Linked DNA regions of Homo sapiens: region 2 is linked to region 1. A link is an interaction called in ENCODE POLR2A ChIA-PET data of the cell type or tissue named here. Cell type or tissue: endothelial cell of umbilical vein. All regions are shown on one strand. Links, peaks and the distances in the headings refer to the core of each region. The heading gives the core; the rest is flanking DNA.

Region 1 (11,330 bases), core at 3,815-8,814:
AAATAACATAACAAGGATATATCATAGCTCTTCCCTAGTATTTTCCAAAGAAGTAAACATAAATATTTGCCACATAATTGTATCCTGGGGAAATAGAAATACCCCATCTTCTTAGGGTTACCTCTTTAATGTTAACCCTTTGGGACTCAAAACATCATCACGATGAGTGGTTGGGTTAATGAAAGTCTGTCCATCCCATGGTAGGCCCAGTAATCTGGGCCTGAATCTATCTAGTGGTGATTTCTCTAGTTTCCTTCTCTTCCCTTCACTGTGAGTGTACAGTGAATTAGATATATTGAGCAACCAGCAGATCCTCTACTAAGTGCTACTACAGTAAAAAGGGCCAAGCAAAAGCCCCTGAAGCGTACATACTCTTCTCATTAAAAGAGTAAACTCAAAGCAACACTGCATATCTAGTAAACCAGAGGTTGGTGTCATTATCAAAAACTTGTGTATATGTGTGTGCATGTGTGTGTGTGTGTGTGTGTGTGTGTGTGTGTGTGTGTGTGTGGTTTAACCTACCCATTTAAACTGAGCAGAACAAAAATGGGTCCTGGAAAATGTCATGGATTATGATAAACTTAACATAGTGGTGGCTCTGATTACAGCTACTGTTCTGGACATGATCTCTTTGCTGGAATAAATCATTACATGGGAAGCAGGGTACTGATACAGCAAATGTGCTATTCTCTACACAATAACCAGACAACACCAGATATAGCAGCCTTTTACCAGCACAGAGAGAAGTATGCTTGTCCTATCTTGCCTCAGAACCACATGGACTTTATGATATAATTTAATCTGCAATGACTTTGATTGTCTCACCATCCCATGGCCTTGATGACATCATGCTAACAAAACACAAACTAAGATTTAAAAAACTTCTGTGCCAATGTCAACTGAAAACCAATTAAAAATTATCATATAGCTGGTATTAATACTTGTTATTAGGGAAATGTTGAATTTACAAAAATCCATTTGATGTATCACCCCTAAGGAATTCATCTATTAAACAAATCAAGGTTTGTTAAATTAAATATTTAACTTTATATGTTGTAAGAATGCTTCAATATCTAAACCCCCGTTTGAAGAAATTTTAAAGTTTCCCCATGTCAGAAACTCTTCTTTATGAAACACAATCTATGGAATAATCTGTACCTGCTAGTACGTTGCTACTTTCCAAATAAGTAAATTCCCAAGTTAAACAACTAAACCCTTGCATAGTCATATGTACTGGATTATGCTATGTCAACTTGCTTAAACTGGAAACTGTTTCCTAAAATCCCTTTTCCTTCTGATTTCATGTTAGAGTTCATCATAGGAGAACCTATCAAGGATTTCAAAGGCAGAAGTGAAGCAACAGCCTTTACTCTTGGAAAGTTGTCATGGTCTAATATGGTAACAAACAAGATGTGGAGATGCTCTGCAGATCCCAGAACCCATGCTCTGTGTGTATACCTTGTCCTTCCAACTGCTGGCTCTGCTGACCTATAGCATCCCCAGGCCCCTGAGACATTTGCTGTGTGGACTCACAGGGTTAATAGCTATATAGATATAATGGTTGTCCACAGATCCCTCCACAAGCCCCTGCTTCATGGTCCCATTTCAATGTCTGAAAGTATTTGGCTTCTTGGATTTACCTTAAGTTCTGACTTACCCACTTGTGCCAATGTTTCAAGTGGACTAGTCAATGATTCTTGCCTTGATCTTCTGATTCCCTCTTCCATACCTTCATTTCCCCAGCTCTTCTCACATTTGTGTTAAGATTCAACTCCTTTAGTAAACCACTTATTCTCTAAAATACTCAAAGTGGCTCTGCTTCCATAAAACAGGCCTAAGTGATAAAATCTTTTTTTTTTCCCATTTCTACCTTTTGAACTTATGTATCCTTCCATTTGGTAGTAACATATAGGTTAGCTTTTATCCAGTTGATTCTTAAATGCATGATCTCATGTAATCCCTACAATAATTCCAAGTAGTATATATTAACATGCCCATTTTTGAGAGAAAGAAATAAAAGCTTAGATTTCTTAGTCAATTGGCCACCCAAAACCCAAGAAACACTAAGTTAAAAAGCAGGAACTTGATTCTAGCTTCAACACTATTCCACAGGCAGACAGTAGCAAATGTAATGGTATAAGAACATCTGAAAATTCCCTCCACTACAAAATAACCAGAAAACTGGCCAAAAGTGTCAGAACCAACTTTTTCAGAACTCTGAAAATTAACCAAAGACTTGCAATAATACAGGAAGCATTTATTCAAGAGAAATGCTAAATCTTGGTAAGAAGAGCAAGCTTCATGGCATTTTAACTTGTACCATTCCAATCCCCTCTTCTCCAGTTCTGTAGTAGTCTTGAATACCAAGAGCCTGCAATCTTCGTGAAAACTAGTGGCCTGGCAGCCACTGGAGGGGGCAGAATGGGTTTGAAACACCTTTAAAGCTGCATTTCTGGAAAACTGTCATCATATGCCCAGTCTAGTGATTCCCTGGAAAAGCTCACTTGCAAGACTATCTTTATTTGACCTAATTCTAAGCTTGTTCAGTGAAAAGTCTTTCAAAAAACAACTAGAAATGACTGATTAATTTTGCAGCTGCCTGAGGTGGTAAATAACAGTTGGGGCAAACAAATGCAAAGAAACAAGAAAGTATGTTTATACAGGGAAAAGGCAATCAACAGAAACTATCCCTGAGGATGCCCAGATATTAGACTTACTAAACAAAGACTTAAAATCAACTATCTTAAGTAATCCCTGGTACAGGCATTAAGAATATAACTCAGGCCAGGCATGGTGGCTCACGCCTGTAATCCCAGCACTTTGGGAAGCTGAGGCGGGCAGATCTCCTGAGGTCAGGAGTTCGAGACCAGTCTGGCCAACATGGTGAAACCCCGTCTCTACTAAAAATACAAAAATTAGCCGGGCATGGTGGCGTAAACCTGTAATCCCAGCTACCCAGGATGCTGAGGCAGGAGAATCACTGAAACCTGGGAGGCAGAGGCTGCAGTGAGCCGAGATCACGCCACTGCACTCCAGCCTGGGCAACACGGCAAGACTCCATCTCAAAAAAAAAAAAAAAAGAATTGTTAGAACAAAGGCACATTTTTATGATAAAATGTTTACTCCATCAAGAAAGATATAACAATCACAAATATATGTGCAGCTAAAATAACTCCAAATTGCATGAAGCAAAAACTGAAAGAACTAAAGAGAAAAATAAACAACTGAACAATAATATTTGGAGATGTCAATACCTAACTTTTAAAAATGGACAGAATAACTACACAAAAGATGTAAGTAGACATGAATAATGCTATAAACCAACTAGACCTAACAGACATTTAAAGAACACTCCAGCCAACAGCAGAATACACATTCTTCTCAAGTGCACATAAACATTCTCCAGGATATACTATACGACAGGCCACAAAACAAGTCTCAACAAATGTGAAAGACTGAAGTCATAGAAAGTATGTTCTCCAACCACAATTGGGATAAAATTCAAAATCAATAACAAAAGGAATTTTGTGGAAATTAAACAATATACTCTTAAATAATCAATGAAATGAAGAAATTACAACAAAATTAAAAACACTTTGAGATTAACAAAACCAAAACCAAAATATGCTGAAACTTACGGGATGTAGCAAAAGCCTGATTCAATGGAAATTTATACCTATAAATGCCTATATTGAAAAAAAAGTTCTCAAATCAATAATCTAACCTTCCACCAAAAGTAACTAGAAAAAGAACAGCAAACTATACCCAAAGCAAGGAGAAGAAAGGAAATAAAAATTAGGGTATAAATTTAAAAAACAGAGGATCAAAAAATAATAGAGAAAATCAAAAAACCAAAAGTTAAATCTTTAAAATCAAATTACTAAAATTAGAAAGAAAAGGAGACATTACTACCAATCTTACAGAAATAAAAAGGATTACAGGGAAATACTATACTCCCCAGGTATCCTACGCTGAAAACAGGATCCAAGGCTCAGACATCAAATCATATTCTCAAAGAATCTGCTTGGTTAAAAACACCATTCTACAAATATTTATTCTACTTCAAACTATACTATAGTATAGATTGTGATGATTTACCAGAGTTTAATACCTAGTATTCTGCAACCATTGCAAAGAAGACAAAATAAATATAAACAGTTCCCAACTTAACGATGGTCTGACATACAATTTTTTAAATTTACAATGGTACCATAGCAATACACATTTGGTAGAAACTGTACATCAAGTACCCATATAATCATTCTGCTTTTCACTTTAAACTGTATAAGATACAGAACACTTTATTACAAAATAGGTTTTGTGTTACATTATTTTGCTCAACTTTAAGCTAATGTATTTTGAGCACATTTAAGGTAGAATAGGCTAAACTATGATGTTCAGTAAGTTAGGGGTATTAAATGCATTTTAGATTTACAATTATTTTCAACTTACGATGGGTTTGTTGGGAGGTAACCCCATTGTAAGTCAAGAAGCATCTGTATACAAATGAAAAATGAAATCATAATCAGGAAAATCTTCACATTTGGAAATGCTAGGGTACTCAGGATTTCATATATTTCCTCCACCAACTCCCACCCACCGCAACTCTTTTAAGAATGAGGAACATAATAGATGGTGTGTAACTTGTTGCTACCCAACATCAGTTCTGGATATTCTATTAACTGCAAGATGGGTCTGAAGGGCCAGAGTGTGTAACTTTCCAGAGAAGGTGAGAAACACTAGAGCAGTCACCCTGCTTGGTCTGAACTGACCTCTTCTTTCCTCAAATTCTATCCCACATTTTTGTGTTAGATAAGTTAATTCTTTCTCCCTGAGATCTTATACCTCTTCTTTCTGCCAACAAAATTATCTTTCCCAAGGGCAATGCTGGCAGTATTTCCTTTCTTCAGCTAGTCATATTGCATTCCTCAGTCTTCTTCACTCTTTCCAAAATGTTCTGTTTTCTCTGTCTTCCTCCACTTATCCACTCAATTTACATAATTTATTACCAAATAATGAGCTACAAAAGATGTGCCCAGTGAACATAAATAAAGTACCAGGGCCTACATAACATCACTTCTGCAATATCAAAATGTGAATGGCCATAAATCTTCACAGAATGCAAAAGCTTTAGAATTTCTGGCTATTGGTTACTATTTCCCCATGGGAATATACAGATGTGCATTCTTTTTTTTTTTTTTTTTTTGAGATGGAGTTTCACTCTTATTGCCAAGGCTGGAGTGCAATGGTACAATCTCAGCTCACTGCAACCTCTGCCTCCCAGGTTCAAGCAATTCTCCTGCCTCAGCCTCACAGGTAGCTGGGATTACAGGCATGTGCTGCCACGCCCGGCTAATTTTTTGTATTTTTAGTAGAGTTGGGGTTTCACCATGTTGGCCAGGCTGGTTTCAAACTCCTGACCTCAGGTAATCCACCCGTCTCGGCCTCTCAAAGTGTTGGGATTACCGGCGTGAGCCACTGTGCCTGGCCAGATGTGCATTCTTATAGGATGCAAGAAACTTTATATCTAAATGTCTATTAAAAATAATAAAAATACATTCCCCAAACAAAAAAAACATATTTAAATGGGCAACTGGTTGCAATGAACCTGCAGCGCTTGCAAGAATCTTTTCAGATGCAAACCCCAAAGATCATTACCCCCGCTCCACATACATACAAATCTAAGCTGTTTCAACAATCTATAGTAATTCCACACAACTAATTATTAATTTTAATACTTTTTTTTGGCAATGACTATCTCAGCACAAAACTAAGTTGGCCAAGACTCAAGCAGAACTTGTAATTATAACCGGAGTAACATGCTGTTTACTTGACCAGGGAAACCTGCACTATTTAGAGCAAAGGTCATACCCTAAATTGCCCAGAGATGCTTGCCAATTTTTGAGATGAATATAGTGGGCTGGTAGATGAGCATCCAAAGGAAAGAGCCACTGCTTAGCTCCAGCCAGTTAGGACACCAACATGAGACTCTGGCTGCTCAGTGTTTCCACATCTTTAAACTCTTTAAGAGAGGCCAAGAAGTCTAGATTTTTTAAGATGAAGTATCCTTAAAATATTTATTTATTATTATTTTTTTTTCAAAATACTGAGTTAGGCAAAAAAAAACTGTCTCTCTGGCCTATATTCACCCATAAGCTGCCAGTTTGCAACTTCAGATTTAGGTCATTAAACTCCCACCCCACAGTGGACATCACAGTTGCTTTTTTCCTGCTCAGCATCCCTTCCCTGATCTTCTGAAAATTAAACTCCTCTTCCCTGAGGAAAACCCACTTCATGTGTGGTCCAGGTAGTTCCTATCAGATGAGATGGCAGAAGGCACATGACTCAAGCCCTTCAGTCTTCCACTGAATCGTTCTTTAGAGATGTGGAATTGACTGTATTTTTCCACTGAGATTACTAAACTTGGGCTTCCTGTGGCCATCATGTCTGCCTCAGGGAGAGAGCTAAAAAGTCCTGATGATATCATCTGAGCCCCTGGAAGAGCTCTCATGCGAAGTCTACTAGAATTTTCAGTAGCAAGAACCAATAAAATATCCTTTTTTGCCTAAGCTAGTATGTGTTAATTATTTTACAACCAAAATAGTTTTAACATATTACTAAAAAATTGTGTTGCATAATCTAGTCTATAGACTTCCAACTACAAGAAGATCTGTGAGGATATATGTGCTTTTTTTTTTTTTTTTTTTTTTTTTTTGAGACAGAGTTCACTCTGTTGCCCAGGCTGGCAGGCTGGAGTGCAGTGGCGTGATCTTGGCCCACTGCAAACTCCACCTCCCGGGCTCAAAGGATTCTCCTGCCTCAGCCTCCTGAGTAGCTGGGATTACAGGTGCCCATCACCATGCCCAGCTAAGTTTTGTATTTTTAGTAGAGATGGGGTTTCACCAGGCTGGCGGGCTGGTCTCAAACTCCTGACGTTGTGATCCGCCTGTCTAGGTCTCCCAAAGTGCTGGGATTACAGGCGGGAGCCACCACGCCCGGCCATGGATGTATGTGCTTTTAATCAGATATTTCAAATGTCAAATCTACTTACTAAATGAATGACCATGAACAAGCTAAACTAACATTTTGAGAGTTTCTTCTTCATTTTTGGCTTACCTACCTCAGAGAGGTTGAAAGAAGCAGTAAGCCCTAAACTGTTTATCTTCTTCCTCAACTCCTTCCATTAGAAAACCAGACTGGAAAGCAAGACACTTGAGGTTGCCCTACCTCTAGGAAGAGGGGACTTGAAAGAGCTTCTAGGAACATTAATATTTTCCATAAATAATCACACTGGTCAACTGTGTAGTTTCTCCAAAAACAGAAAAATTGCTGTTGTCAACATTAAATAGATGATTACAGAACTTAGCCAAGAAGAATCAAGAAAGTGAGGTCAAAGAGAAAAAAATTACTAATAGTAGAAGATCAAAACTAAATTTTTCCACATAAGGCTAATTTCCACCAAACATTGGATTTTTTATTAAAAGTGTGGAAAATCACAGGAGTCCTAAAAATCTCAGAAAGGAATCTATGCAAGATACAAACCAAGGAGATCACTGCTTTAGAGCAGGACAGCAGAGAAAGAATTATGTAGCTGTAAATATGAGAGCCACATAGAATTTGGAATCTGTACATACTTTTATCTTAGCACTGTCATACTAAAATATTTGCTCATGTGTATCTATCATATCGGACTATAACTGTGTTTGTAGTAAGTTTGTCTATTAGTCATCTTTGGAATATTCTTACCCAGCAAACAGTAGGTAGTCTATAAACATTGGATGAACTCAACTGGAACTAATACTAAAGTCACAAAGGGCTAATGGTATTTTCTAAGGTCCTTCAGATACTAAACAGAAACATAAAAGATCCTTCACATTTGGGAACGACAGGAGAACTCCTTTAGGTGACACACTCTAGCTGAAATCAATACTGAGTATCACTACATGACTAAATTAGGAGAGATCTAACAAAAATTTACCCTAGTGAATAGAGAGGTCATATAGCAGAATCTGAATTTCACATGCCCTTCTAACCAAATGATGAGAACTAGGAAGCAACTCTTCTTAGGACTATAAACACAGAGAAGCAAAACTGATGGCCTGAAGGGGGATTTTGGGTATTTGAGGGGTTCCCCATCCTGATGGTGTATTTTGCGATAGAACAGTCCAGTGTTGAGAACTGAGAATTTCAGGTATGTGCAAGAAAAGGAACTAATATATTGAAAACCTGCTATATTGGGGCTCATTTATATTTATGATGATATGGTTTTTCTGCAAGTTGTTATATGGGAAATTTGAGATTTGTGGGAGAGAAGATCCTACCCTAAGCACCACTAGGATTCCAGGAAGCACTCTGTCAGGGATGAAGCCTTGGGTTTGGGGTAAAGAATATGGGTGAAAAATTAAGTTGAGCCTCCAGTGAAAAGGTAGACAAAATATTTCAGGAAAGTTATTCATACTTGAGTGAGAAGGAATGAAACTACCCTTTTTGGCTGTGATCTGTGCCTTAACTTTGTGAATTAGCGGAAATTTTGTGAATTAATGGAAAGAATTAAAATTCTAATGTGTGATAAGAGTGGTTCTTATCTGACCTTGCAACTGGTCAGTATATTAGGAAGGGAAATTGGCAGACCAACAACTATAGGAAGCCCTCCACGTAAAAAATGAAGGGGAAAAAAATAAGCTCTAGACCCAGAGATGGCACCAACTATGAAGAGTATCTTTGAGGACCACATGAAGAGCAAAATTAGACTTAATAAATACAGGTTTGCTCCAAGAGAATGGAGAAAAAGCAGGCTAAGAATTTAAGGTTCCCCAATTAGCCAGATTTGGCATCTTGACAATAGCTTTAGGATTAAAAAAAATTTTTAAAAAGTGTGTGCGCACACACACACAAGGGACTCACAAAACATTGGCCATAGTCTAATTCTAGCCTTCTACCTTGAAGCAGAGAGCAAAAAATGGATTCTGATTCTATTGTAGAGGCTGTTTCTCAATGACAGGGAGACTGACCACTGAAAGGTGCTCTACGTCCTCAATACAGTACATAAAGATGACAGGGGCACAGCTGACAGAACTCCAAAGCACGTTTCCCTCTCACCAAGAACAACCCTTTTAGCAGAATGGCAATTTACTCCTAGTCTAAATTCTTATTCTATGAGCAGCAGCTGAGAGGTGACAAGTGCAAAACACTTTGCCCCACCCATCAGACACTCCCAGCTACACTTCTGTGTAGTGGTGTCTACTCCTACTTACTCTCTCATGGAGCCAAATGTTCACTAATTGTTTTTCACAGTTATATGTGTGACAACACCATGCTCTGGCTTGATTTTTTTAAAGGTTACTTGCCAACATAAATACTCCAGGTCCAAGATGAAACAGAGTAATTAAAAACAGGCTTTATTATTCAATTAGTTGATCATCTCTTATTTGCATTACCAATTTATAGAGTATTTTCCATTATTTTGCCTATTTTTCTCAATCAAGTGAGCACAACAGGTTTTAACTTACAAAGCTAATATCCAATTTTTAAGGGATTAACAATAACCATGATGGGAGGCAGTTGTGGGGAAATGGGTGCTGGCTTTAAAGGAAATAAAGGTCTGAGCTCATATTCCAAAACTGCCACTTAGTAATGCTAATCAGTAAAGTGATGAAAACAATCCATATTTTGTGGGTTGTTATGAATAGCATATGACAATTATAAAATAATTATATAAAGAATGCAGTACATATAAGGCCCTCAAAAGATAGCATTACATAATAATATGCTCACAGTTTCCTTAGCATTTACTGAGCAAGAATCAAAATTCTTTAAGGTTTGTTCCTATTTCTACTCCTAAAGTTAGAAGGTTCAAATGGGAGTGGGGGAATCTCATAATTTGTTTTTGGAGAGAGAAGAGTAAGGCAGTGGTTGGAGGGGTATCTTCTGCCACATGCAGTCATCCATAAGGAGTGTCCTACATGGAGATTGCTTCAATGAGATAACTATTGAGTGATCACTTACTAGTTACTCATGCAGCAAATATGATTGACTTCTTGCTACATGCCAAAACTTTGCCAGGTTCTGGGGCAACAGCTGTTTTTTTGTTGTTGTTGTTGTTTTGTTTTTTGTTTTTTTTATTGGATTCTCGCTCTGTCACCCAGGCTGGAGGGCAGTGGTGTGATCTCAGCTCACTGCAACCACCACCTCCCAGGTTCAAGTGATTCTCCTGCCTCAGCCTCCCAAGTAGCTGGGACTACAGGCACATGCCACCACGTCCGGTTAATTTTTTTTTTTTTTTGTATTTTTAGTAGAGATGGGGTTTCACCATATTAGCCAGGATGGCCTCCATCTCTTGACCTCGTGATCTGCCCGCCTCAGCCTACCAATGTGCTGGGATTACAGGCGTGAGCCACCACACCTGGCCAACAGCTGTTGACACAGGTCTGGTTCTTAAGCAGCTTACATTTAGTAGATCAGATGAGCCAACAAATGGGGTACCAGAGTAGTTTGGGTGCCATAGGAGTACACAGGTGGATGGTACCACCAAATGTGGGAGGAAAGTATCTGGGAAGGCTCTCTGTAGAAAGCAATCTCCTAAAGAATAAGTAGCAGTTAGCTGAAAGAAGACAAACGTTCTAGACAGACAACAATTACAAAGGTCTGAAGTGAGACGGCGCTACAAAATCAAGAACTTACAAGTACTTTAATTCAAGCTATTAAAGTACTGCTGGAACTTCAGGTGCAACCTGGATGACAGAGTAGGTATGAAGGGGAGTAAAAGAAGGAGAAAATGCAGTTGGCAATGGAAACAGGAGACAGATCATAAAGTGAGGCTGGGTGCGGTGGCTCATGCCTGTAATCCCAGCACTTTGGGAGGCTGAGGCAGGCGGATCACCTGAGGTCAGGAATTCAAGACCAGCCTGGCCAATATGGTGAACCCTCATCTCTACTAAAAATACAAAAATCAGCCAGGCAAGGTGCTGCACGCCTGTAATCCCAGCTACTCGGGAGGCTGAGGCAAGAGAATCGCTTGAACCCAGGAGGTGGAGGTTGCAGTGAGCTAAGATCGTGCCACTGCACTCCAGCCTGGGCGACAAGAGCGAAACTCCATCTCTAAATAAGTAAGTAAGTAAATAAATAAATAAATAAAGTTGTCTGTAAGCCACTCATTCGAAACAGCTCAGACTTAACCCTGGAAACAGAGAGAAGTTACTTGGGGTGAGAATGGCAGATTTGTCTTTAGGAAGACTATTCTGGCTATAGTTTGAGGAAAGAACTTCTGGGAAAATCTTTTAAACTGTATAAAGAATCTCTATGATAGAAAAAAAAAAAGCCCCCAAAACAGG
Region 2 (5,000 bases), core at 1-5,000, 320 kb before region 1:
ATTACTCATAATACCTAATACAATGTAAATGCTATGTAAATAGTTGTTATACTGTATTGTTTAGAGAATAATGATCAAAAAGTGTCTGTGAATGTTCAGTACAGATGCCATTTGTTTCTCCCAGATATGTTTGATTCAAAGCTGGTTAAAAACAGATGCAGAACTCATGGATATGGAAGGTCAACAGTACTTAGTTGAGCTAAGAAAATGTATCTGCTACAACTGGTATGCAAACAGAGATCTCATTTCTTATTTTCACTTTTGACAGCATAAGAAGTGTATAAAGCATCTTAATATTACTAGTGATTAAAACAATGTTAGGTGGCATCTAAGTGACTTTACTTCAATATTAAGTTTCACATATAAGCACTGTTTTGCCTTATAGTTTTATGTTGAATTCATTATCAACTCTGCAGCTAAAGCTAATTTCCAAAGCCACTCAGTCTTCAATAGTAGCTAAAGTCAATTTATCCTGTTCAGAAAAAAATAAATCTTAGCCCTCAGACAGGGTCTCGTTCTGTAGCCCAGGGTGGAGGGCAGTGGCATGATCACAGCTCACTGCAGCCTGGACCTCCTGGGCTCAAGGAATCCTCCTGCCTCAGCCTCTAGAGTAGCTGGGACTACAGGCATGCCACCATGCCTGGCTTTTTTTAAATTGTTTTATTTTTTGTAGAAATGGGTTCTGTCTAGTTTGCCCAGGCTGGTCTCGAACTCCTGGACTCAGGCAATCCTCTCATCTCAGCCTCCCAAAGTGCTCAAGGCTTAGAAGAGTCTTAAACAATTTTGTTTTCTCTGAACACATTTCTTCAGCTGCTGCAATCAAGCATGATTTAATTAACTCACCATCAATAAATGGCTTTCCTGGCTTGGATAACAAAGGAGTCACTTGCAAATTTACCTTGTTTGCAGCTGAATGTTCTTTTTTGTGTAAAGAAATTCTGCTATAATGAAACATTTGATTTTAAATTTTCTAACTTTTCACCACAGCATTTCTGTGAGTTGAAAATATTGTGATAAGTGATTAGTCTGGTAATGTCAGCATACCGTATATTCTTTTAGCACAGTTACAGTCTCATTACATAATAAACACAATGCTTTGCCATCTAATTTAATAACAAAATAATCCATACTCCACTATGCCTTTTAAAGTATGACATTCAGAGTCTACTTTTCTACTCTTCTGACATCAAGGATTTACACTGATAAAAAATAAAAAAAAGTCACTGTAAGTTAATACACATGCCACTAAAAACACTGACAATTTCTAAGTTTAAAATAATTAAATGTGGTAACTATGATTTTTGGGGTGCCAAGCAGCAGTGAAAAGTGATCACAGAGCTACATGCAGTCTCCGTCACAACTCAACTCTGCCATTACAGGAAGAAAGCAGCTATAGACAACATATAAACAAGTGAGTATGGCTGTGATTCAATACAATTGTATGATGTTAGGGCCAAAAACCATATAGAAAAAATTAACAGATAAGACTACATAAAATTTAAAATCTTCTGCATAGCAAATACATATAAACAGAATAAAAGAAAAATAGGGAAAATATTGATTATAGGTTGGTATATAGACAGATATCAGAAAGTTCATAGTATTATATAAAGAGTTCAACAAGAAAAAGATACATGATCTAATAGAAAACTGGCCGGAAAATAGGAGGAAAAAAATGCAAACAGCCATAAACTACTACTATTTAACCTCACTGTTATTTAAAACAGGTTATTTTCATCTGTCAGACCGATAAAAAGAACGACACAGAGTGAAAGTGAAAATATAAATAATCCTATATCTAGCGAAGTGAATTTTTTCAAAAACTTTCTCATAAATAAAAGACCAAGACCATATGTTCACCAGTTAATTCTAACAAATATTTAAGAAAGATAGAAAACCCATCTTATAAAAACTCTTCAAAGTATACAGGAAGAAGAAACACCTCCCAACCTGTTTTTGGAGGCCATCATAACCATGATACCAAACCCTCACAGACCAATATTCCTCATCAACATATATGGAAAAATTCTTTAAAAAGGGTCCACAAATCGAATTCATAATATAGAAAAAGGCTAATACACCCTGACAAAGTGGGATTTTTTTTTTTCCTGTAGAGAAACAGGGTGACAAGGTCTTACTCTGTCACCCAGGATGTAGAGCAGTGACATGATCATCACTGTAACCTCAAACTCCTGAGCTCAAGTAATCCTCCGACATCTGCCTCCTGAGTAGCTTGGGCTACAGGCGTGCACCACCACACCCAGCTAATATTTTTATTTTTTGTAGAGATGGAGTCTCATTGTGTTACCCAGGATGGTCTCAAACTAATGGCCTCAAGTGATCTTCCTGCCTCAGCCTTCCAAAGCTGGGATTACAGGTATAACCACCATGCCTCACCTCAAGTGGAATTTATCCTAGTAATGCAAGGTTGGTTTAACATTTAAAACTTAATTGATTTAACTAACCATACTGACAGAATAAAGGAATAAAAAATAATCGTATTTTTATTGATGATCACACTACATACAGAAAATGCATCTGGCAAATACAACAAGCCTTCATGATAAAAGGAAACACTCAGCAAATGAGTAATATAAGATAATTTCCTCATTTTAGACCCCGTTTCTACAATGATTATTTTGTTAATGTATTATACTGATTGGTAAAATAACATACTTTCACCCTAAAACCTAGAACAAAAGGCAAAGATGACCACTGTCACCACTCCTGTTCTACATTACACTAGCAGTCCTGGCTAGTAAAATATAGCAAAAGGGGAGAAGCATAAATACTGGAAAGACACAATACTAACTGTATTTGACATGACATGACTAAGAAGAAAATCCCAACAATACAAGTTGGGAAAAAATTACCCATGTGCCTTCTGTGTTTCTGCATATCTTTATCAGCTTTTCTTCTGGCCTGTCTTTTCAAGAATGTTTATATAGTACACAGTCTTGGAAAACAGATAGTATCTCCTTCTGTGGCAAAGGAAAGATTTGTTTGCTATCCAGGGAAATGAAAATAACATCTCCATCTGGCACAAAGATTAGGCAAAGTTGGCTAGCAGCCCCTTTTAAAGAATGGTATTTCCTAAGCTCAGGGTTCCTCAACTGCGACACAAACCTACTACACGAGTAACATCGACCTGGGCTACTCTGCATTACCCCATGAAGCTTAGGGAGTGTGGAGACCCAATCTGAACATGAAGCTCATGCTGCCTGCTATGCCATGAGTAATAAAGTTCTTTATCTCTTACCCAGGATTCTCCTGTCTTCTGTCAGCATCCATGAAACTGTGGGAGGCTAACTTTTTAGCCTGCAAGCAAGATAAAATCTCAAACCTTTCACAGTTCTTGACAATATGAGTTTGAGGTTACCAGACTAATGTGTGAATTTTGAAATTTTGGAGGCTGCAAGGTCACTAAATATAAATTAAATGTATTTCTATATATTAGCAGAAAACTCAATTTAAAGTTATATTACATTTATGTAAGTGTAAACAATATACAATACTTAGAGGCTGGGTGCAGTGGCTCACGCCTGTAATCCTAGCACTTTGGGAGGCCAAGGCGGGTAAATCATGAGGTCAGGAGTTTGAGACCAGCCTGGCCCAACATGGTGAAACCCCGTCTCAACTAAAATTACAAAAATTAGCCAGGCATGGTGGCGGGTGCCTGTAGTCTCAGCTACTCAGGAGGCTGAGGCAGGAGAGTCACTTGAACCTGGGAGGCAGAGGTTGCAGTGAGCCAAGGTCATGCCATTGCACTCTAGCCTGAGCGACAGAGCGAGACTCCATCTCAAAAAGAAAAAAAAAAAAGAATATACAATACTTAGAAATATATTTAACAAAACATCTTCAGAAATCTCTATACTGAAAACTATAAAACATATATAAATGTAGAGATATACCATATTCATGGATTGAAAAAATAAATATTGTTAAGGCATCAATTGTCCCAAAATTGAGCTATGGCAGCAGTTTTCAAACCCTTCATTCTCAGGACTCCTTGAAACTCTCAAAAACAACTGAGGATCCCAAAAAACTTTTAATATTTATGTAGTTTATAGCTATCAAAATTTACCAGAGAAGGAATTTAAAATTAAAAAATGTTAAAATATTAATTCATTTAAAATTAACAAGCCCATTAAATGTTAAAATAATTTTTCTTTTTCCTAAAATAAAATGTATTAAGCTTTGCATTGTTTTACACTTTTGCAAATACCATTAATGTTTACCATAAAAGAAGAGAGCCTGATTGCCTATCTGCTTCTGCATTCAATCTGCTGCAAGATCACACATTATGTATTCTCTGGAAAACTCCACTGTACTCCTGAGACAATGAGTGTGAAAGCAAATAATGTCTAAGTATTATTATGAAAATAGTTTTCACCAGGTGTTCCAGATTCAAGACAATGCAAATTGTAATCACATCAGACTTAAAAAAAAAAAGAAACTGACAAACTAATTCTATAATTCGAACAGCAATATGAAGAGCCTACAAATGTCAAAAAGTGGTTTTGAAAATGCAGAACAAAATTGAGGGCTTACACAACTTGATTTGAAGACTTACTTTTGAAGCTACAGTACTCAAGACAGTGTGGGACAGGAGTCCCCCCTTATCTGTGGTTTGCTTTCTGCTGTTTCAGTTACCCATGGTTTCAGTCTCATAACATTAAATGGACATAAACAATTCAGAAGTTTAAAATTCCAGAATTAAACAATTCATAAGTTTTAAATTCCAGAAGTAAAGAATTCATGATTTAAATTCTGAGTAGTGTGAAATCTGTCCTGCTGTGTCCCACCTGGGACATGACTCACACCTTCTTCCAGCATATCCACACTGCACATACTACCCACACATTCGTCACTTAGTAGCTATCTTGGTTATCAGATACGAAAATCATAGCATAGAGGGTTTTGTACTATCCACAGTTTCAGGCATCCATTGGGGGTCTTGGAACATATCCTCTCATGGATAAAGAGGCGATTACTGTACT

The links. ChIA-PET counts read pairs that join two places held together with the same protein. Peaks named below come from ENCODE experiments on the same cell type or tissue, not always from the same donor. Only the 100,000 strongest peaks of a DNase experiment are listed, where the experiment ranks them.
Region 2: POLR2A ChIA-PET joins it to region 1 with 7 read pairs; 2 of 35 experiments call an interaction of 5 or more read pairs at or near these places.

What each region holds. Positions count from the first base shown.
Region 1 is chr2:32,740,440-32,751,769 of GRCh38, reverse strand. The region is part of intron 12 of TTC27 (tetratricopeptide repeat domain 27); the gene reads right to left. Among named protein-coding and RNA genes, the nearest start is that of LINC00486, 79 kb to the left of the region's middle. RefSeq lists an enhancer at 7,960-8,099. In endothelial cell of umbilical vein, for the core only: no CTCF peak of the experiment used is centred there; no DNase peak of the experiment used is centred there.
Region 2 is chr2:33,062,673-33,067,672 of GRCh38, reverse strand. All of the region lies in intron 3 of LTBP1 (latent transforming growth factor beta binding protein 1), which reads right to left. Among named protein-coding and RNA genes, the nearest start is that of LTBP1, 120 kb to the right of the region's middle. RefSeq lists a silencer at 2,917-3,211. In endothelial cell of umbilical vein, for the core only: no CTCF peak of the experiment used is centred there; a DNase peak (open chromatin) is centred at 2,952; H3K27ac peaks cover 1,659 bases.